Regions from separate parts of the Homo sapiens genome. Here region 2 is linked to region 1. A link is a loop called in an ENCODE intact Hi-C map of the cell type or tissue named here. Cell type or tissue: MCF 10A. All regions are shown on one strand. Links, peaks and the distances in the headings refer to the core of each region. The heading gives the core; the rest is flanking DNA. Region 1 overlaps LOC101928387 (a long non-coding RNA gene). Region 2 overlaps PLEKHA5 (pleckstrin homology domain containing A5).

The links. Peaks named below come from ENCODE experiments on the same cell type or tissue, not always from the same donor. Only the 100,000 strongest peaks of a DNase experiment are listed, where the experiment ranks them.
Region 2: it touches region 1 in a loop (3-fold over the local background); 4 of 110 quality-filtered maps call a loop at or near these places.

The regions. Positions count from the first base shown.
Region 1 is chr12:19,638,506-19,649,219 of GRCh38, forward strand. The region is part of intron 3 of LOC101928387 (a long non-coding RNA gene); the gene reads left to right. Among named protein-coding and RNA genes, the nearest start is that of AEBP2, 200 kb to the left of the region's middle. RefSeq lists enhancers at 5,126-5,685, 9,142-9,643. In MCF 10A, for the core only: a CTCF peak has its summit at 5,305; a DNase peak (open chromatin) is centred at 5,326.
Region 2 is chr12:19,293,864-19,304,577 of GRCh38, forward strand. The region is part of intron 15 of PLEKHA5 (pleckstrin homology domain containing A5); the gene reads left to right. It also overlaps the pseudogene RN7SL67P. Among named protein-coding and RNA genes, the nearest start is that of AEBP2, 140 kb to the right of the region's middle. In MCF 10A, for the core only: no CTCF peak of the experiment used is centred there; DNase peaks (open chromatin) are centred at 5,598 and 6,108.

The sequences.
Region 1 (10,714 bases), core at 2,760-7,759:
AAACCTCTCTCTAGGCTGGGCATAGTGTCTCATGCCTGTAATTCCAGCACTTTGGGAGGCCGAGGTGGTAGGATCATGAGGTCAAGAGATCGAGACCATCCTGGCCAACATGGTGAAACCCTGTCTCTACTAAAAATACAAAAATTAGCTGAGCGTGGTGGCGGGCGCCTGTAATCCCAGCTACTCGGGAGGCTGAGGCAGGGGAATCGCTTGAACCCGGTAGGTGGAGGTTGCAGTGAGCCAAGATCGCGCCACTGCACTCCTGCCTGGCGACAGGGTAAGACTCCGTCTCAAACAAAACAAAACAAAACAAAACAAAACAAAACAAAACAAAACCTCTCTCTCTTGCCATCAAATACCACCATTAATTTATAATAGAAGTCACTTGAATATGGAAGGAGTTATCTCAGTCCAAAGACAGTGCTTTAAATTGAATCTATTTACTTTTACGGAATCTTGTTCGGTTGTAATTTTTCTTTTACCCCTTTGACTTAGGTGGAATTTAATCATGGACCAAACAACCTACATACCAGCATTTGGGAAGGTCTACTTTTGAGAGTGAGGATTTCAATAGCCAAAGGTCATGAATAGGAAGAGGAGAAAGCATTTGAGCAAAGGCATCTGTATAAACAAAGACACAGGGCTGCAGCATTGGGACAGTAAATGCTAGCTGCTTCATTAGGCAAATCCCGAATTCCAGTGTTGTAACAAAATACATGTATTTTTCACTTACGTAAAACCTGATATAGGTCAGACAATCCTCTTTCGTCATGTAGCTATGCCATTTGGAGCATGTGCCCTCCAAGGTGACTGGCAGGGGAGGAGAGAGGTGAACGCACTTGGCTCACAACTGCATTCACCTGGAAGTGATGCCTGTCATGAGCAGAACCAGTCAAAGGGCCCCATTCTTAGTGCCCAAGGGCCTGGAAGAGTGGACGTTTCCATGGGTATTGGTGAGCATCGGACTGACCAGCATGGTGGGAAAGTAGGAGGAAAACTGTTCAGTTGGGAGTGTATACAATTCTGGAAGGGGGTGATGTGAGGTAAGAGCTGGGAAAAAACCAGCTGTAATGATTACAGCAAGAACATGAACTCAGGGCTAAGGATTTTAAGGGTTAATAGGAATATCTTTATATTTTTGAGCGGGGACTAATACTAGACCCTTCTTCACAAATAATAGTTACCACAGGAAATAGATTTAAGGAGAAACAGCATAAATGAGGCAGTGATTCTGAAGCCAAATTTGAAAAACACTATGGTAGTAGAATTGATAGAAATTCTCAACAACTTCATGTACACAGGGGAACAGAGAAAACTAAGAAGAGGGAGACATTGAAGACCAATCTAAGGCCTCTTGTCTTGAAGGTTGGATAGATGATGTTAAATGAAACAGAATATCACAGGAAAAGCAAGCTTTGAAGAGCAGCATGATGATTGTGCCAAGTAATTCACTGCTGCACCTGCTGGGTTTTATGAGCCAGAGGGATATCAAGACGCAGATGCCCAAGAGACAAACATTTCGGTCTGGAGGGAAAGCAGAGATTGGGACTGCCATTCAGAAGATAGCTAAAGGTCTGGGAGTGAATGAGATCTCTGAGTGGCCTAAGTGCAGAGGTATAGGAGCAGGTGGCAGAAAAAGAGCCTTCCACACTACATTTGGGCCCTTTTTTTAGTGCAGACGGGAGAGAAAGTTAAGATGTGAAGAAGCCAGAGGAGTGATAAGAGAGGCCTGGGGACGATAGGGATGGAGGGGAGGGTTGGGGGTGTGGCTCAGACCTGCCTGGCTTGCTGGCATGTGGCTGGAAGAAAAAAAATCAACATGTGCTGCCAGGAATCAGTTTAAACTTTCAAACCTCAGATGAGCCTACAGAGCCTTCCCGAAATCTTCTTGTATTCTCCCTAGTGAATTCACCTTCCCGCTTCCAAAAAGGAATATTCTACACTTTCTCCTCTCTCATTAAGCCTTCAACACTCCCTCCCATTCCTTACTCTTGGTCGATAACCTTGTTTCTTGTGTCATTAAGAAAAATGGGCTGAGTGCAGTGGCTCACACCTGTAATCCCAGCACTTTGGGAGGCCAAGTCGGGTGGCTCACTTGAGGTCAGGAGTTGGAGACCAGCCTGGCCAACATGGTGAAACCTCGTCTCTACTAAAAATACAAAATTAACCAGGTGTGGTAGCTGGTGCTTGTAATCCCAGCTACTTGGGAGGCTGAGGCAGGAGAATTGCTTGAACCTGGGAGGCGGAGCTTGCAGTGAGCCGAGATCGCGCCGTTGCACTCCAGCCTGGGCAACAAGCGTGAAACTCTGACTCAAAAAAGAAAAGAAAAAAAGAGAGACAATGACCTCATCTTCCCACCACCACATCTACCCGGGGGTCCGCGCTCCCTCCATGCCTCCATGTGTGCAATGATGTCCTCCTCATCTGGTTCCCCCTGCATCACTCTGACCTCCTCTCTCCTGGATCGTCTCCATCAGCACATACATGTGTTGAAATATCTCCCATCTTGAAAAGCTCTTCCTAGCACCCCCACCCCCTCCCATTTCTACCTCACTTATCATTCCTTGATAGCAAAACTCCTCAGCAGGATTTCCCAGCTTAACGGCCTTCGCCTGGTGTTCTCTATTTCACACTAATCAATCCTGTTCTCATATTCTGCTTAGAGGGCTCTTGCCAACATCCGCAATGACATTCATCTTGCCAAATCCAGTGGTCCGTTCTTGGTATTCATTTACCTGAATGCTTACAAGCTTCTGACAAAATTGATCACTTCCTCCCTATTGAAATGCTCACTTCTGGGACCCCTAACTGCCATGGTTTCCTCTTTACCTTGCTTGGCCTTCCTTCTCGGTTTCTTTAGCTGGCTGCTCTAAACGCAGGAGCGCCCCAGGCCTCTGTCCCTGGATTGTTCTCTACCCACACTTGCTCTCTGCATGACCTTATTCAGCTATTTGGTTACATGTACTATCTCCATACACAGGACTTCCAAGTTTTCTCCAGTTCTGACCTTTCCATTGAGTTTTAGATTTCTGTATCCATCACCTATTTGACATCTGTAACGGAATGACTAATAGCAACTTAAACCCAACTGCCCAAAATAGAACTATTGGTTCCCTGCCACACCACTTCCAAGTCCTCCCAGCACTCAAGCCCTCCCTGTCTTCCAGCTCTCCATTTCCCTTCCTCCCCCACAGACCACACCATCCCTCCACTGGCTTTTGCAACAGCCTCTGGAGTGGCCTTTCTATTTCCACTCTTGCCTCTTCCCATACTTAGGATGTACTCTGTGCCATAGCCAGAGTGATCCTTTTCAAATGGAAATTAGGCCATGTTACTTCACATAAAGGTTTTCCATAACCTTTATAATAAAACCCAGCACCCCTTCTGGGGACTCCAAGGCCCTATGTGCCCTCTTCTTTCTGACCTCATCTCTCTCTGGCTACTCCTTGCTTTGCTTGTCCCGTTCTAGCCATACCAGCTTCCTCTTGTTCCTCCAACAACCAAGGATGCCTGGATGCCACAGCCTTTGCATTGCTGTTCCCTTTGCCTTACTTTCTCCCAGGTGCCTAGTGGCTCACTCCCTCACTTGCTTCATCAGGTCTCTGCTCAAATATCACCTCCCAAGAGAAGCATGCCTTGACAATCCTGTCTAAAACGGCCACTCCCTACACCCTTTCTAGCCTTTTTGTTATGTTTGGTTTTTCCTCATGGTCCTTGTCACTACCTAAATTTATATCTGTTTCCTTTTAAATTGTCTGCCTCTAATACTAGAACATGAGATGCACAAGGGCAGAATAAGGGAGAACGATCTGCTTTATTTACACCTGTGTCCAGTGTTGACTACGGGCCTACTGCTCAGCGGTACAGCTGTCTAGACTGTCTGCTCTCTTACTGTGTCTGGCACACAGCAGGAAGTCAATAAATATGTACTGAATGAATGAATGAGCACATTTTATTGTGCAGAATCTTGCAAACCACAGTGAGTGGGATATGACAGGGATAACCCATGAACAGCCTTCATTTCCCGTTTTTAAGATTTTGGCTTTCTTGTTTTTGAGAAAGGGTTTCACTCTGTCACCCAGGCCATAGTGCAGTGATGTCATCACAGCTGACTGCAGCCTTAACTTTCCCCTAGTGTATTCACCTTCTCACTTCCAAAGTGATCCTCCTGCTACAGCCTCCTGAGTAGTTGGGACCACAGGCGTGCACCACCATGTCTGGCTAATTAAAAAAAATTTTTTTTTTTTTTTGTAGAAATGGTGTCTCCCTATGTTGTCCAGGCAAATCTCGAGCTCCTGGGCTTAGGCAATCCTCCCACCTCAACCTCCCAATGTGCTGGGATTACAGATGTGAGCCACTGTGCCCAGCCTGCCCCCGCCTCTTTTTTTTTTTTTTTAACCTTTTTGTTTAACTTTTCCCTTCACCCCATCCCAATCCATCTACATGTATGCACACTTATTTGGAAAGCAGGTTTGAGGTAAAAACAAAGACCTTCACTATATTTTGCTTTGACAGAAGGAAAGAGGAAGAGTTTCTATTAAAATCTATCATATGAATAGTGTGACTTAAGTCCTGTTTCAGGAGATAAAAATAGCTTTCTGGACTGGTTAAAGTCCCCCAGAAACAATACAGTTAATTTAATTTATTTTTTTGAGACAGAGTCTCCCTCTGTCGCCCGGGCTGGAGTACAGGGGTGCGATCTCAGCTCACTGCAACCTCTGCTTCCCAGGTTCAAGTGATTCTCATGCCTCAGCCTCCCAAGTAGCTGGGATTACAGGTGCCCACCACCATGCCTGCTAATTTTTGTATTTTCAGTAGAGATGGCGTTTCACCATGTTGGCCAGGCTGGTCTCAAATTCCTGACCTCAAGTGATCTGCCCGCCTTGGCCTCCCAAAGTGCTGGGATTACAGGCCGGAGCCACTCTGCCCAGCTGACAATACAGTTAAGAACGATTTTTATTTTAACTCTTATCACTTTGTAATTTTGACTCAATCCTTTTCAGGACCATTTTTGTTAATAAATATCAAAATGTAAAAAATAAAATTCCAGTTACCACATAGATGTGTATCCATCACCTATTTGCTATCTGTAATGGGATAGGGGTAGATGTGGTAACTGGAAACATTCAGATTCCACACGCAAATTCTGGCTTCTCCATTTTTCATACCTTCATCCTCAATGGCTCCTCTTTCCCCTCCTAATTTCTCCAGCTCCTCAGCACTCCCTCAGAAAATTAAACCTTTTTTTTTTAATTGCAAGAATTGCATAACTTGGGAAAAAAGGCCGTAAAGTGTTAGAGATCATGCTGCCATCTAAAGGATGGAAACGGTAGGAGGCTTGCCTTGTTAGCAAAAGCCAGAGACAAAACTGGGAATTTCATTAGCGGAGAGGCAGGTAAGAACCACTCAGCCTGCTGAGAAAAGCTCTTGTTCTCTTCGGTGACCTAAGGAAATGAAGGTTGCTGGGTAATTAGCATAAGTGTCTGCAACAGATTTAAAGGCAGGAAATCACATTTGGATCTGCTTTTACTCCCCTTTTTTATTTTTGGTGGTTGGTGTGTGTGTGTGTGTGTGTGTGTGTGTGTGTGTGTGTGTGTGTGTGTAGTAGGAGAAGGAGATTTTTTTTTCTTCTCACAAAAAAAGAGTTTAAAAAGATTAACATGGTTGTCTTTGGGTGATGAAAATGTGGTATTTTATCCCTCTTTGTTTCATTTCTCTGAAGTGTCTTCAAAGTACATTATTACTTAAGTGATTTAAAAAATGATTTAATTTTTAAATTTAAATAGGGGTAGGAGCAAGGTTGTTCCAGAAAAGTCTATGCCTTGTGAAGATCGAATTAAAAGAAATCTTTGATCACACTGAAAATCAATTACACTGAAGAGTTAATCCGACATTTTGTGTTTTCGTTCTTTGAAGAGGCCTATTTCCTAGGCTCCGCTTGAAAAAAAAAAAGACAGGTTTAAATTGCAGAACAAATTTAAGTTAGAATTCTAGAAAATAGTTGGATAGTTCAATAATCTATCTATCTAAGCAGCCCCAGGATGCTCACAGAACTGCATTTGGGCTGACAAACGGAGAGTTTGAAGAGAGCCACACACATGCCAAATGACAGGAAAACCCTCAAAATGTTTACCAAAGTAAACATGCCTGGTCTGCAAGGCTTACAGCTGAAACAGACAGATGAAGGAACTTGAGGGTTCCATTGCTAGAGCACTTTCTGGAGGAAAACTGGAGATAATATACATTATGAACTGAGGTTGGGATTTAGGACCAATCTTTTAGTGTCTAGCCATGGAGCCTCAGGGATTTACTAGCAGAGAGGATCAGAGAAAAGCTAAGCAGGCAAGACAAGCCTGGTGTGAGTTCTTGCATTTATAGGTCTTCGTGGATTTATGTTCTACAACTGACATCTGCTGAATAATAATAATAGCTGGCGTTTGTTGAGGAGTTATTCTGTGCCAGAAATTGTGCTAAGTGCTTTGAAGATATTATGTCACTTAATCTACCTCCAAATCTGATCGATAAGTGCTAATAATATAGCATATTAAATAACATTCCCCAAAACCGAGGAATTTCATTTATTTCCCTAAATTCACACAGCTAATATGTAGGTACAGTACAGTCTGAGTCCATAAATTTAGCAACAATACTGTAAGGCCTCACTAACATCATCAATAAGTTCCTGGAAACTTCAACTTTAAGTGAAAGGAGGTACAGCAAGTCCTCAAATAGCATTTCCTTCAATGTCTCATTTTGTTACAACATTGATAAAAAAAAATTGGTTTTGTTATACATAATTTCACTTAAAGTCAGTTTCCAAGAATCTATCAATAATGATAAGTGAGAACTTACTGTACTCTGTTATCCTAGCTAGAACTTGTCTTCAGTTTTGCTTGCATAACCCCTACCGGAATTTTGATAATCAATACTTGCATACTTTTATGTTGACATATACTGTTTTTCATCATAAGTCAAAAACCTTACAAAAGATGTAATATATGTTTTAAAACACTCTTAAGAGGCTGGTCACAGTGGTTCATGCCTGTAATCTCAACACTTTGGGAAGCTAAGGTGGGAGGATCTCTTGAGGCCAGGAGTTTGAGACAGCTTGGGCAACATAGTGAGACCCCATTTCTGCAAAAAATTTACAAAAATTAGCCAGGTGTGGTGGGCCGTACCTGTAGTCCCAGCTCCTGGGGAGGCTGAGGTGGGAGGATTGCTTGACCTCAGGAGTTTGAGCTTGCAATGAGCTTTCATGGCTTCACTGCACTCCAGCCTGGGCAACAGAGGGAGACCTTGTCTCTAAAAACACAAAAAAGATGAAAAATAAAACACTCTTAAAATATTTGATATTTGAAATTGTATTTTTACCCTACTTCTCTTACAGAATTTTATCATAATGTAACATATTTTTGCACTTCTATGGTTGTTCAAGGTGATGGTTAGTTTTTGTGTCAACTTGTCTAGGCTATAGTTCCCAGTTGTTCAATCAACACTGTCTAAGTATTGCTGACAAGGCATTTTACAGATGTTGTTAACATCTACAATCAGTTGACTTTAAGTAAAGGTTAACATCTACAATCAGTTTACTTGAGTTAAAGGAGACCATCCTTGATAATGTGGGTGGTTGAATTAGTTTGTACTTGCACTGCTATAAAGAAATACCTGAGACTAGGCAATTTATAAAGAAAAGAGGTTTAATTGGCTTATGGTTCTGCAGGCTGTACAGGAAGCATGACTGGGGAGGCTTCAGGAAACTTACAATCTTGGTGGAAGGCGAAGGGGAAGCATGCACCTCTTACATGGCCGGAGCAAGAGGAAGGTGGGGGAGGTGCCACTCACTTTTAAACAACCAGATCGCGTGAGCACTCTATCAGGAGAAGAGCACCAAAGGGGGAAATCTGTCGCCATGATTCAATCACCTCTCACCAAACCCACCTCCAACATTAGGGATTATTATTTAACATGACAGTTGGGTGGGGACACAAATCCAAACCATGTCAGTGGTGATTCATCTAGTTAGGTGAAGGCCCTAAGAGCAAAAATTGAGAAAGATTTTCTGAAGATGAAAACTCAAGACTGCAACATTAACTCCTGCCTGAGTCTCCAGCCTGTCAGCCTACCCCACAGATTTGTTAAAATATAAACTAAGTCACATTCAAATTTGGGTGGACAATGAATCATAAGTTGGGCAGTTCCAGACCATAGGCAGTTCAGGGCTCCAGAAAAGGAGAACAAGGGGGAGCTTTTATATGGTGAATGTGGAAGCAAGGCAAAGCAATCATTCCAGTGGAAAGTCCCTAGCTAGAGGTGAGGTGGTGGTTTCTGACAGGCCTGGACTATGACCATTTACATCTAGTTGGGTTTCAGTTTGCTTACATAGGAACCCAGGGTGCTGGAGCTGCCGTGGTTTAATGGCCTTCCAAAAATTATTTCAACAGATTTCAGGATTCCAAGGCTCCACAATCAAATGAGTCAATTACAAAAAAAAAAAAAAAAACAAAAAACAACAACAAAAAAACTCTTTCTCTCCCTCTTTCTGGCTGTCCATTATCTTCTGTTTCTCTTGAGTCCCTGGATACATTCACCCTAGTAAACTTAAACGCAGCAGCAACAACAAATATATAAAATTGAAGTTAAAAATTACCTATAATTTTTTGTGATGATAAGGTTACTAGTGTTAAAATATTTCTTTGGCATCAAATTATCACTGTAATTATTAATAGTCTGCAGCTACTCAAAATGGTATAAATGTATTAAAACATTTGGTAATTATTTTTAAAAAGGAGAAATATATAGAAAATGCATCTCAATTAGATTCACTGAGGGGTATGTTTGTGAAACTATGGGGGCTTGATTAAAATAATTAATGTAATTGTATCTTTGGTTCTAGAACCATCTTAAGGTTTGAGATGGGTGACAGGTAGACCTTTTTTTTTTTTTTTTTTTTTTTTTTTTGGTAAATCAGGAGAAAAATGACCAAGAAATAGGAGAGTGCATTATCAGGCTGTTAACAGTTATAGGAAGAGTACCTGTAAAAGCAGAGGATAGGAAGACGGATTACTTTAAAACCCTCGGGGACCTAGTAACTTCTAAAATCTTTTTGCATCTCTGGAGCAACTGTGCCCCCCTTGGAAGGCTGTTGCTTATTTCTCTGGGTTTCAAAGTTACCCTGTTTCACTCTCAAATATCCTAGTCGTGGACCTGGTTTGAACTTAGCAATTTTGGCAAATCTCTGGTTTTCGCCTATTTTCTGGCTTCTGTTAATTTGGGTGCATTGTCATCCTTTGGCTTTCATGTCCATGCTGGGTCTGGACTATCTTCCTTATTTGTTCTCAAGGCTCCTGTTCAGGGAGTTTCCTTGGTTTCCCAGCTTTTTACCTTCACAGCTTGATGTTCTGTTATTCACATCCCCAAATGGTGCGATTGAGTATGATCACCTCAGGGGGGCTAGACAGCTGTTGGAGGCTGTGGCTGGATCCGTCTGTCAGCCATCTTGCTTTTACTGATTAGTTCATGAGGGACCAATTACATTAAAAAGCATCACATTGTTCTTCTTGGAAATCTGGCCCCTTTGTCTGCTGCAAACTGTTTCCATTTTTCCTGCTTTATTTTTATATACCTTTTGGTCTTCTGTCCCTTTTAAACTTAATTGCTTTTGTACTTCCTTCCTTGGCTTTAGATTGCTTTTGTTTTGTGATTCTCTTGATAAAAGAAAAAACTTCAGCCAAATTAACTTTAAAGGAGTTTAATTGAGCAACGAACAATTCGTGAATCAGGCAGCCTTCTGAGCAGTAGTAGGCTCAGAGAGACTCCAGCGTAGCCATGTGGTGGAAGATTTATGGGCAGAAAAAGGAAAGTGACATACAGAAAGCAGAAGTGAGGTGCAGAAACAACTGGATTGGTTACAGCTCAGCGTTTGCCTTATTTGAACACGGTTTGAACAATTGGCTACATTAATTGGCCAGAACTCAGTGTAGGCTAAAGTCTGATTATACCTCCATTTGTTATAGTTCACGAAGTACAGAATAACCTTTAGGGCAAACTTAAAATATGGAAGGAAGCAGCTTTAGGCTAAACTTGATTTAGCACTCTAAATGCCAGTAAAGATCAAACTATAAAAAATAATGTTAAAATTTACTAAAATTTTGAGATGGAAGGAACATCATAAATCATAATTCCTGCATGTGTGTGAACTAGGTTTTGGGAATGTGCAGAAGTTATTTAAGCCTAGGGGGTTTCTGAGGGTATGAGAGAAGCAACCAACATTCCTCTAGGACTTTCCAACCTAGATGTGATGTGGTGCATTACACGTGCTTCTGTCATGCTTTCCATCTTGTCAACCATGCTACTGACCCTAGTGGTTGAAATAGGATGGAAGAAGAAGGATTGGTGGTTTGCCAATATTTAACCTGAACGCTTTCTCTCTCCTGGGATGCTTTTTTTTTTTTTAATTTTTTTTTTCAAGACGGAGTCTTACTCTGTCACCCAGGCTGGAGTGCAGTGGCATGATCTCAGCTCACTGCAACATACGCCTCCTGGGTTCAAGCAATTCTCCTGCCTCAGCCTCCTGAGTAGCTGCGATTATGGGCACGCACCACCATGCCTGGTTAGTTTTTGTATTTTTAGTAGAGATGGGGTTATACCATGTTGGCCAGGCTGGTCTCAAACTCTTGACCTCGTGATCCGCCCACCTCAGCCTCCCAAAGTGGTG
Region 2 (10,714 bases), core at 3,719-8,718, 340 kb before region 1:
CCATCTCTCCTCTCAAAGAAAGCTTTGTTGAACCTTTTCTACTGCTCCATGCTTGTGGTCCTACTGGTGACTTCTAAACATCCTAATGTGTTATTGATCTTCTCTATTCTCTCAACATCTCACCAAAGCTTTTCCAGTAATTTATCTGAAGTAAAGCTATTCAATTTTTAAAGTTTGTGATAATGAGAAGAATTACAGAATTGTTTGAATGGTACTTGTGTTTGAAGTAAGAATATTTTGATAGCAAAAATTGGGCCATTTTTAGGTAATAATTAGACAGCATATGAAAACATGGTGGAGACTGCCCAAAAACTCAGATATACTTAAATGTATGTATCCTTAAGGTTTCCTAAAGAAAATCTCTCCTTAGATAATTTTATTAAAAATTTATGATTTAGATAACTTTGAATTTTAATAAAATTTTTCATTCAGCTCAAACATTTCCAGCTTTTAATCTTGTTACTGCCAGTAGCGTAACATTTTAGAGTACCAGGTCCGTTGCTTTTGTAGGGATTATTGGTTCCCTGGATTTATGAATTGATTCATCAGTTTTATGTAACCACAAATTTGAGAGTAAATTATAAAATCTGAAAGAGGAAAAGGCTCTGGTCACATTTTATACTATATATCATAACAAATGAACATGTACTAATCTATTCTCACTCTAACACTTACTCTGCCTCCCCTAATAAATCATCAGAATAACCCAAGACCAGCAACAAAATGTAGTTTTCCTCCTGCCCCTTGTGAGGTATTACAATAATCAAAAGCAAAACTGTAATTTCTTTAAATTCTGTTAATCACTGTCAGTATTCACAAAACACATAGACCCAAAGAGTATTCTCATAGTTACTTCAGAGGTCAACTCATTTCTGATGCTACTGGAATGTTTAATAACAAATAAAAAATAAAATAGCCTTATCTGAAAGTCTGCAGATTTACATATTAAGCAGGCAATCCAAAAATCTTGACTTCTGGTGCCTGTAACTTCAGCAATATAATTTGATTCTCACTGTCACCGTTTATGAGGATGAATCATGTATTAAAGTGGTTTAAAAATAACAATAGATATACTAATTACATGGTAGAATTTTCTTCAGTTTTTTGTTTCATCATTAAGTACACTATTACAGTTTGTTTATGCTTCCATAGCCCAGTTAGTGTATTATTCAAAGTCCACATTTATATAAGACTAGCCCTGGTTTATTTGTCATTTTTGTGAATTTTAAGATAGCATAGGCCCAAAGTAGAACCTGTATACATACAGTAATCCCAACTATATATTTTATGTACCTCATCCATGCTCTATGTAGAGAATGAATAAATGCATAATATATCAGTAACTCATTTTCTTCTCATCCAGCTTAGTTGTTGCTGAATATTGGAGACACTTTTGGTTACAGTTTAAGTGAAACTTGCCAGCTTCATCCTAAAATGCATGTACTGAATGGATTTAACATTTATTAGCTTTTTCCATGTTTATTTTTCTGCCTAACAGAATATAATAGGGATGGAGGGAAGCCATAAGTAAAGTGTTGCCCTTGCTGTGTACTTGCCAGGAGGTTGGAAGTAAATTTCAGATTATCAGCAGTTAAAGTGGGGTCTCCTCCCCTGAAGAATGAAATATCCTGTTGTAGTTCTTTGAAAGTGCCATAGTAGCTGGTGTTTATTTTATGAGGGAAAAAGAAAATTTTGAAAAAAATTTTTTTTCTTAACAGGGCAGATCAAGCATAAGCTGCCCTGCTGAGCAATCATTTTATGATTAGGAGTCCCTAAAAGGTTCCATAGAGCCAACTATAAGTCATTTGTTTGAAACTGGAGTAACAGGTTTCCATAGGAGCTGATTGTAGCCAAACCATTTGATGATATTTGGTTGTAAGATAGAGAAGAAGGAGCACACTGGTTGTTTTGGCTCCTGTACCCTACTGGTTATTAAGGATTTTTCATAGTATCCCTGGTGGTTAGATTCCCAAGCCAGGCCATGAAAGATAGTATTTTACCCTGTGCTATATCTGAAGACCAGACTAACAGTATCACACACCCTAACCACACTGAAGAAAATATCTCTTTTAAAAATGTATTCAGTGGCTGGGCACAGTGGCTCATGCCTGTAATCCCAAAACTTTGGGAGGCCAAGGCAGGTGCATCACCTGAGGGCAGGAGTTCGAGACCAGCCTGGCCAACGTATAGTGAAACCTCGTCTCTACTAAAAACACAAAAATTAGCCAGGCATGGTGGTGGGCACCTGTAATCTCAGCTACTTGGGAGGCTGAGACAGGAGAATCACTTGAATCCGGGAGGTGGAGGCAGAGGTTGTGGTGAGCCAAGATCACGCCACTGCACTACAGCCCGGGCGACAGAGTGAGACTCCGTCTGAAAAAAAAAAAAAATTACTCAGTGTGGCCAGGCACTGTGGCTCACGCCTGTAATCCCAAGACTTTGGGAGGCCAAGGTGGGTGGATCACCTGAGGTCAGGATTCCGAGACCAGCCTGGGACAACATGGTGAAAGCCCATCTCTACTAAAAACACAAAAATTAGCCGGGCCTGGTGGTGTGTGCCTGTAATGCCAGCTACTTGGTAGGCTGAGGAATGAGAATCACTTGAAGCTAGGAAGCAGAGGTTGCAGTGAGCCAAGATCATGCCCTGCACTCCAGCCTGGGTAACAGAGCAAGACTCTATCTCAAAAAAAAAAAAAAAATGTATTCAGTGTGCAAACCTCAGATCTTAGGAACACGTATGCCTTCTTCAGCAGATCTAACATTGGGAGTAGGGACTTGAAGTTTCTCAGTCTTGTCACTTACTAGATCTACGCTAGTTTCTAGTTCTTGGCTCCTGTAGCCTGGACCAGGTCTGGTTGGGTTGAGCAAAAGAATGAAATTAGGCGTTTAGAAACTAGACCAGGAGCTGAAGACAGGAAGCAGTCAAAAACTCTCCATGAGTGAAGAGGTAGCACTTTTTTGATCCAGGCATGAAAGGAGTATTAATAGGAATGGGGAAGTTGGAACGTGTTTCCCTCCATATTCCTCACGTCTATTTTAGCTTTTCCTTCCATTTGTTTCTTACTCTTTTTCTTTCTAACATTCTCTGCTAGTGTTTGAAGAGCAGTTGTGAGGGAACTTAAATGATATTCCCCTTTTCCTTTTCCCTAATAACCTTCCTGCCAGATTTTCAAGTAGGCAATGATAACAGCAGGTGAGATATTAGGAACTGTGACTACGAAGTATGTAGATGGAGATGTGCAGAAGGATCCAGAGACTTAGAGCAATGCTTCACATGCTTTTGGTAAGCATGCTCCCTACTGTGGGTAAACCAAACATGTACCAACCCCCCCAGAATTATGATATTCTACTGCAGTAACCAGCCTCTTCTTTTAACATCAGATAGCTAAAGGACGTTATCCTCAAAGTCATGGAAAAGCAGGAAGTTTTTCATGACAAATCAGTTTGCCATAGTACAGTTAAAAAAAAAAAAATACAGGCCGGGCGCGGTGGCTCACGCCTGTAATCCCAGCACTTTGGGAGGCCGAGGCAGGTGGATCATGAGGTCAGGAGATCGAGACCATCCTGGCTAACAAGGTGAAACCCCGTCTCTACTAAAAATACAAAAAATTAGCCGGGCGCGGTGGCGGGCGCCTGTAGTCCCAGCTACTGGGGAGGCTGAGGCAGGAGAATGGCGTGAACCCGGGAAGCGGAGCTTGCAGTGAGCCGAGATTGCGCCACTGCAGTCCGCAGTCCGGCCTGGGCGACAGAGCGAGGCTCCGTCTCAAAAAAAAAAAAAAAAAAAAAATACAGTGCAAGCATACCTATGTATTCTTTTTTGCATGAAAATGTTTAAGGTTTGCCAGAGTCAATAGCTAAATCCTTCTTTATAATTTACCAGTAAATTATTATTTTTTTTTTTTTTTTGAGAATGAAAAACATTTCATGTTTATTTGGAGATCCAGTAGACTGGGGATAGATTGTCAACAGAGTCAGCACCTATATATGTGTCTTTTTATCAGTACATTTTTTAAAAAACAATTATCAAATTCTGAGGAGGAGGGTAAGAAAATCTTTTTTGGGCTGGGCACAGTGGCTCACGCCTGTAATCCCAGCACTTTGGGAGGCCAAGGTGGGTGGATCACCTGAGGTCAGGAGTTTGAGACAGCCTGGCCAACATGGTGAACCCCATCTCTACTAAAAATACAAAAAATTAGCCGGGCATAGTAGTGCGTACCACCCGCTACTTGGCAGGCTGAGGCAGGAGAATTGCTTGAACCTGGGAGGCAGAGGTTGCAGTGAACCGAGATCGCACCACTGCACTCCAGCCTAGGCAACAGAGGGAGACACCATCTCCAAAAAAAGAAGAGGAGTAGGAGGGACAGAGATAAAACTGAGAAAATCCTTGAGCAGGATATGAAATAATAATAATGGCAGAACTGTAAGACTAAATGGATAATGGAGTAAATTAGAATTTAATATGTGTCTCTTAAATTGGCCTATTTAGTGCTCTTACATTATTATCATGGGTCTGTTCTTAGCAGTAATCTGTCCTATTTTTTTAGCTTTTTTTTTTTTTTTTTTTTTGTAACCTATCTCAGTGCTAACTGGGGAAGATCTCCGTCTCTTGGTGTCCCTGCCTCAGCCTCCCGAGTAGCTGTGATTACAGGCACCCACCACCACGCCTGGTGAATTTTTGTATTTTTAGTAGAGATAGGGTTTCACCATGTTGGCCAGGCTGGTCTCGAACTCCTGCCCTCAGGTGATCCACCCGCCTCAGCCTCCCAAAGTGCTGGGATTACAGGTGTAAGCCACCGCGCCTGGCCCAAAGCTTGTCATCTTTATCCCTCAAGTCCCTCACCAAAAAGCTAAAGCAAAAAAATAAAATAATTTAAAAAAAATGGTTCAGAATATCAGTTGCTATTAACGTTGGTCATGTCACAAGCATTTATTGAATACATCTTCCTTCAGAAGGAACTCACTGGGCTTTGAGAGCCGTCAGCACTCTTGCTTTACTATTTGCTTAGACTAGGAACTTAAGGCTGGCACCTTAAAACCCCCAGCGGAAAAGAGGATAACACATAGAGAAAGTGAGGCCGAGTCTCCTCTACAGGCTATGGCTGGGACAGCCTGACACCAGTCTCTCACAGTCTGGCTGACTGATGAAGAAGAAGAAAAACAAGTGGCAGAATAACTGGAAGGACCTAAGGTATGACAAGCCTCCTTGGCATCCTGCCTGCCTCTCCATCACTGTAAGGATGGAGATTTTCCAAATTTGTGAAAATGGCAGAATTAAGTCAGACAAGTGCCTGGAGTTCTATTATGTTCTCCTAAAATCTTGTCTGCCCAACATCAGCATGTATTAAAGTTAAACTGATGACTTTAAACTGGAATTAAATGTACTTTAAAAACAGTTTCACTGAAAATGGAAAAATCATGAGATTCTGTAGAACTGTCTGAACAGATTTTTTTTAGCTGATTACATGTTGGCATGGTGTTTGCTCAGGAGAACAAAGGCTACCATAACACCTTATGTATATGAGATCCCTCATTACCATTTAGTCAGCAAATCTTGGCAATGCTTCTCCTGAATCTTTAGTCAGCAAATCATTTAGTCAGCAAATCTCTGTAATGCTTCTCCTGAATCTTTGCACGCACATAGCAATATTCCTGGTCTCACATCTAGATTTCGTCACGTATCCCGTTTTATTGTATAATAGTCTTGGATATTCCTCATCTTAATTTCCCTGGCTTTGGATAATAAGTTTGTTAACTGTAAGCCTCCACTCTCACATTTGTAACAGAGTAGTAATGTGAACCTTTAAGGGTTGTTAGGGATTAATTGAGGTAATATCTATAAACTTCTGAACACAGTAAGAGGAGCTTGTAAGCCCTCGGTAAATGGGAAGTCTGTGACTGCTGAAATTGAAATTAGGTCCAGTTGCTCATTTGATCTTCCTAAAGCTCCTGCCACATTATGTCTTTTAGCCAACTCAGGAAATGTCACAGACTCCTTTTGCCTTACAAAAAAAAGTCTCTTTTTGTCATTTAAGCCTTCAGTCTTCCACCACCACGCCACAACTTGTGAAATAATTCCTCCCCCATAAACCCGTTTCTCCAGCCAGTGACTCACCATTTCTCAGATACTTCCAAAGCACTCCGTTCTCTGCATGGTGTACCTGTGTAGTGCCTGTTCAACCTTACTGTGTAAGTATCACTTTACAGTTCACAAAGCACCATCCTATACAACATCCCACTTGTTTCACATACACAGGCTCTGCAGCATATGGACCAATTAACCTTTATCCCCATTAAATCAGATTCCATGACTTGCCCAAAATCATAAGCTAGAGTGAAAACCTTGTATTAATGGATTTTCTTTCATCTTTTAAAAATTCTATTTTAACTTCTTTCAAAGTTAATGGATCATTCTGTTCTTAGAGTTTGGCTGCAGTCTTTGTTACCTGAGGAATATCAGCTTCTAGCTATGGCTCTAACAAGACAGCAAAGTGAAAACAAAATGTCCCTACCTATTCTAAAATGCATAATAGTTATACAATTCTATTTTTATTTACAAAATATTATAAATACTATTTTACAGTTACAAAATTATAAAAGTAGCTCATTATACCAGGCTTTGCTTCTGTCTTAATTTTACAGTAGGTTTTGCCTCTGTCTTAATTTTATGTACATTTTTCAGCAAGTTTATTCATTCTGCAAAGATTTATGGAACTCAGGATGCAAAGATAAGCCATGATGCTAATGCCCACAATGTAGAATTCTTGTTCAAAACTTGGAAGGAAATGAGGTTGAGTATAAATGCCAAAAACATTTCTAAAATTGACCTAAAGGTGTCATTATGTTGTTGAAACATAAGCTGATAAATCTTTGAATTAATGGTAGGAATTCAGCTACTCAGTGCCATTTGTAACTTTGTAAGAACACAGTTAACCATTGATAAAATCCAGATCCTTCTATCTAGAAGTTATTTTAATTTTGATTTAAAATTTGGACGGGTGCGGTGGCTCACACCTGTAATCCTAGCACTTTGGGAGGCCGAGGTGGGCGGATCACCTGAGGTTGGGAGTTCAAGACCAGCCTGACCAACATGGAGAAACCCCATCTCTACTAAAAAAAAAAAAAAAAAAAAATACAAAATTAGCCTGGTGTGGTGGCACATACCTGTAATCCCAGCTACTCAGGATCCTGAGGCAGGAGAATCTCTTTTACCCAGGAGGCGGAGGTCATGGTGAGCCGAGATCGCGCCATTGCATTCCAGCCTGGGCAACAAGAGCGAAACTCCGTCTCAAAAATAAAATAAAATTCAAGTATATTTTAGAATAGATTTATCCATGGCAAGAACAAGTACCTTTTTGACTAACAGAGATGTAAGATTTTCACTTCAGGAATGTTTTTTCACTTAAAAATGGTAGATTTTAGTGTATCCTTAAAATATTTGCAAAGAAGAAAATGTGACAATTTCAAACCTTATGTTCACAGTAAAAGATTTTTTTTAATTCATCTTGAGTTCTTTTAATATTTCCTGTTTCCTGTGGATGCCAGGGATAAACATAGTAGTAGCCTTGCTTGAAATTAAAGGAACAGGGATTAGGAAAAGGCCATTAAACAAGGAAAATACATTAAGCTACTGAAGTAAAAAAAAAATCAGATCTGTAAAACTTATCCCTAGCCAAATGTAAGTAAATTATTTGGAATGGCACTAGCCCAGGCCTTCAAAGTTTGCTTTCAAATATACCACAAGGACATAATCTATCTTCCTTGAAGAAAAGGGGAAATATTATAAAGTCTAGCTATATCTTTAAAAATATTGTTGATTCTTATGACTATATAACAATAGTAATGTTTGCAGGTTTTACTTACAGGAAAAAACGTATGATAATTTATTCAAATTACTTTAAAACTTCTGAAGTAATCTCAATAACCCCTTCAGTTATAAAGAGACTTATTTACATTCTTCTGTTACTGAAGTCACTTCACATTTCCCTGCTTCCTGTTGAAGAGTGGTTTCAATAGGTAGCATACCCTTCAATCTCAGGTTCTTGGACTTTCAGGTGTGCCTAGAGAGAGTGGAAGGCAAATTTACATTGTTATTATCTAAATGACCTATTTATAAAGACCCCTGCATTCCCTAAAGCCTCACCCTGGGCACATCAAATTCTTTAGCTTTTTAGTTTTGCTGCACATCTTAAGAGCTTATTGATGTAGACACAGAAGGACATTCTTGAGAAAATGGAGTATTCTGTGATTACGCTATGGAGTTTTTTGCTTTTGTTAAGACAGATTCCCAACTGAAAAAATCTTTTCCGAAGAAGTCATTAAGAACTCAGGAAAAAGTCCCTTTTTCTCTTAAATGGAAAATGACAGCAAGAGATGGGTCTTCTTCTTAGTTAACAGTGAAGGACAGAAGCTCTGCTCTGTATCCACCCACACTGTTCAAGAAAAAGGAACTATTGGCACAGAATTCAGACTCAAGTAAACTAAGTTACAAGACAGCTTGAGCAAAGGTTTCCCCTCCTGCAAATGACTTGCAGATCATGGGGAAAATCATACTTGCTTTACTGGTCCTCTGTCGCCGAGGCTGGAGTGCAGTGGCATGATTTTGGCTCACTGCAACCTCTACCTCCCAGGTTCAAGTGATTCTCCTGACTCAGCCACCTGAGTAGCTAGGATTACAGGCGCCCACCACCACACCCAGCTAATTTTGGTATTTTTTATTAGAGATGGGGTTTCACCATGTTAGCCAGGCTGGTCTTGAACTCCTGACCTCAAGTGGTCCTCCCACCTTGGCCTCCCAAAGTGCTGCCGTTACAGATGTGAGCCACCACCCCCAGCCTACTGGTGTAGAATTTTTAGACCTGGTATCTAATATGATAGCCACTAGCAACATGTGGCTATTTAAATTTGTAGTTACATATATATATAAGTAAAAACATGTCCTCAGTCATGCTAGCCCCATTTCAAGTAGTCAATATTGAACTACACAGATGTGGAACATTTCCATCATCACAGAAAGTTCTGTTGGACAGCACTGTTCTGTATGAAATTTTTTTTTTTTTTTTTTTTTTTTTTTTTTTTTGAGATGGAGTCCTGCTCTGTTGCCCGGACTGGAGTGCAGCAGCGCCATCTCGGCTCACTGCAACCTCCATTTCCCGGGTTCAACTGATTCTCCTGTCTCAGCCTCCTGAGTGAGTGAGACTACAGGCGCACACCACCGCACCCAGCTAATTTTTGCATTTTTAGTAGAGACGGGGTTTCACCATGTTGGCCAGGCTGGTCTCGAACTCCTGAACTCAGGTGATCCACCCACCTCAGCCTCCCAGAGTGAGTCACCGCATCCAGCCTCTAGATTATTATATAAACTTTTAAGAGAGCAATTAAGCCACTGCTTAATCACTTGTTATTTTTAAAGGGAGTATGGAGAATTAATTTTTTCTAAGGATGAATTATATGAATGACCATCTTGGCTCTGCTCACTACTCATCTCTTTTCCCCCTCCCCAAATGATTCAGGAGCATTTTACCTCATGAGTTAGAATATCCTATTTTTTCTGAGTTCAGAGCTGGTCCAATTTCTCCAGAGATAGATTTGAAACAGACATTTAAAAGCTACTAAAGTAGCTGGCACAGTGGCGCAAGGCTATATAGTCCCAGCTACCAGGTAGACTGAGGCAGAAAGATCACTTGAGTCCAGGAGTTGTGGGCTTTTGTGCACTATGCCGATCAGGTGTCCACACTAAGTTCAGCATCAATATGGCAACCTCCTGGGAACGGAGGACCACTGGGCTGCCTAAGGAGGGGTGAGCCAGCCCAGTAGGAAATGCAGCAGGTCAAGACTTCTGTGCTGATCAGTAGTGGGATCACATCTGTGAATAAGCACTGCACTCAAGCCTGGGCAACATAGTGAGACCCCGTTGTTTTTGTTTTTGTTTTTTTAAGATATCCTTTCTTTGAGCTTTTTTTTTTTTTTTTTTTTTCTTGAGACATGATCTGGCTTTGTCACCCAGGAGTGCAGTGGCAATCATGGCTCACTGCAGCCTCAACCCCCTAGGCTGAAGTGATCCTTCTGCCTCAGCCTCTCAAGTAACTGGGACCACAGGCCTGCACCACCATGCCCAGCTAATTTTTTGTAGAGGGGGGGGTTTCACCATGTTGCCCATGCTGGTCTTGAACTCCTGGCCTCAAGTGATCCACCTGCCTTGGCCTCCCAAAGTGCTGGTACTATAGGCGTGAGCCACCGCGCATGGCCGAGACCCCATCTCTTAAGAAAAAGAGTAACTGGCCAGGCACGGTGGCTCACGCCTGTAATCCCAACACTTTGGGAATCCTGAGGTCAGGCGTTCAAGACCAGCCTGGCCAACATGGTGAAACCCGGTCTCTACTAAAAACTCAAAAATTAGCCGGGCGTAGTAGTGGGCACCTGTAATCCCAGCTACTCACGAGGCTGAGGCAAGAGAATCGATTGAACCAGGGAGGTGGAGGTTGCAGTGAGCTGAGATTGCGCCATTGCACATCAGCTTTTAAAAGGCAGTTAAAATCTCTTAATGCTATATCTTAGACAACAAGAAAATATTTTAATCTAGATCCAATATTTGTGTTTACTTAGTTTGAAGTTTTTTATCTTTGATAGTTGTGCAATTACCTTGATCAGTATCTGATATCAACTCATCTGGACCTTGAAAAATTCTTTGGCAGTCATGTTTACTTGAATTGATGCC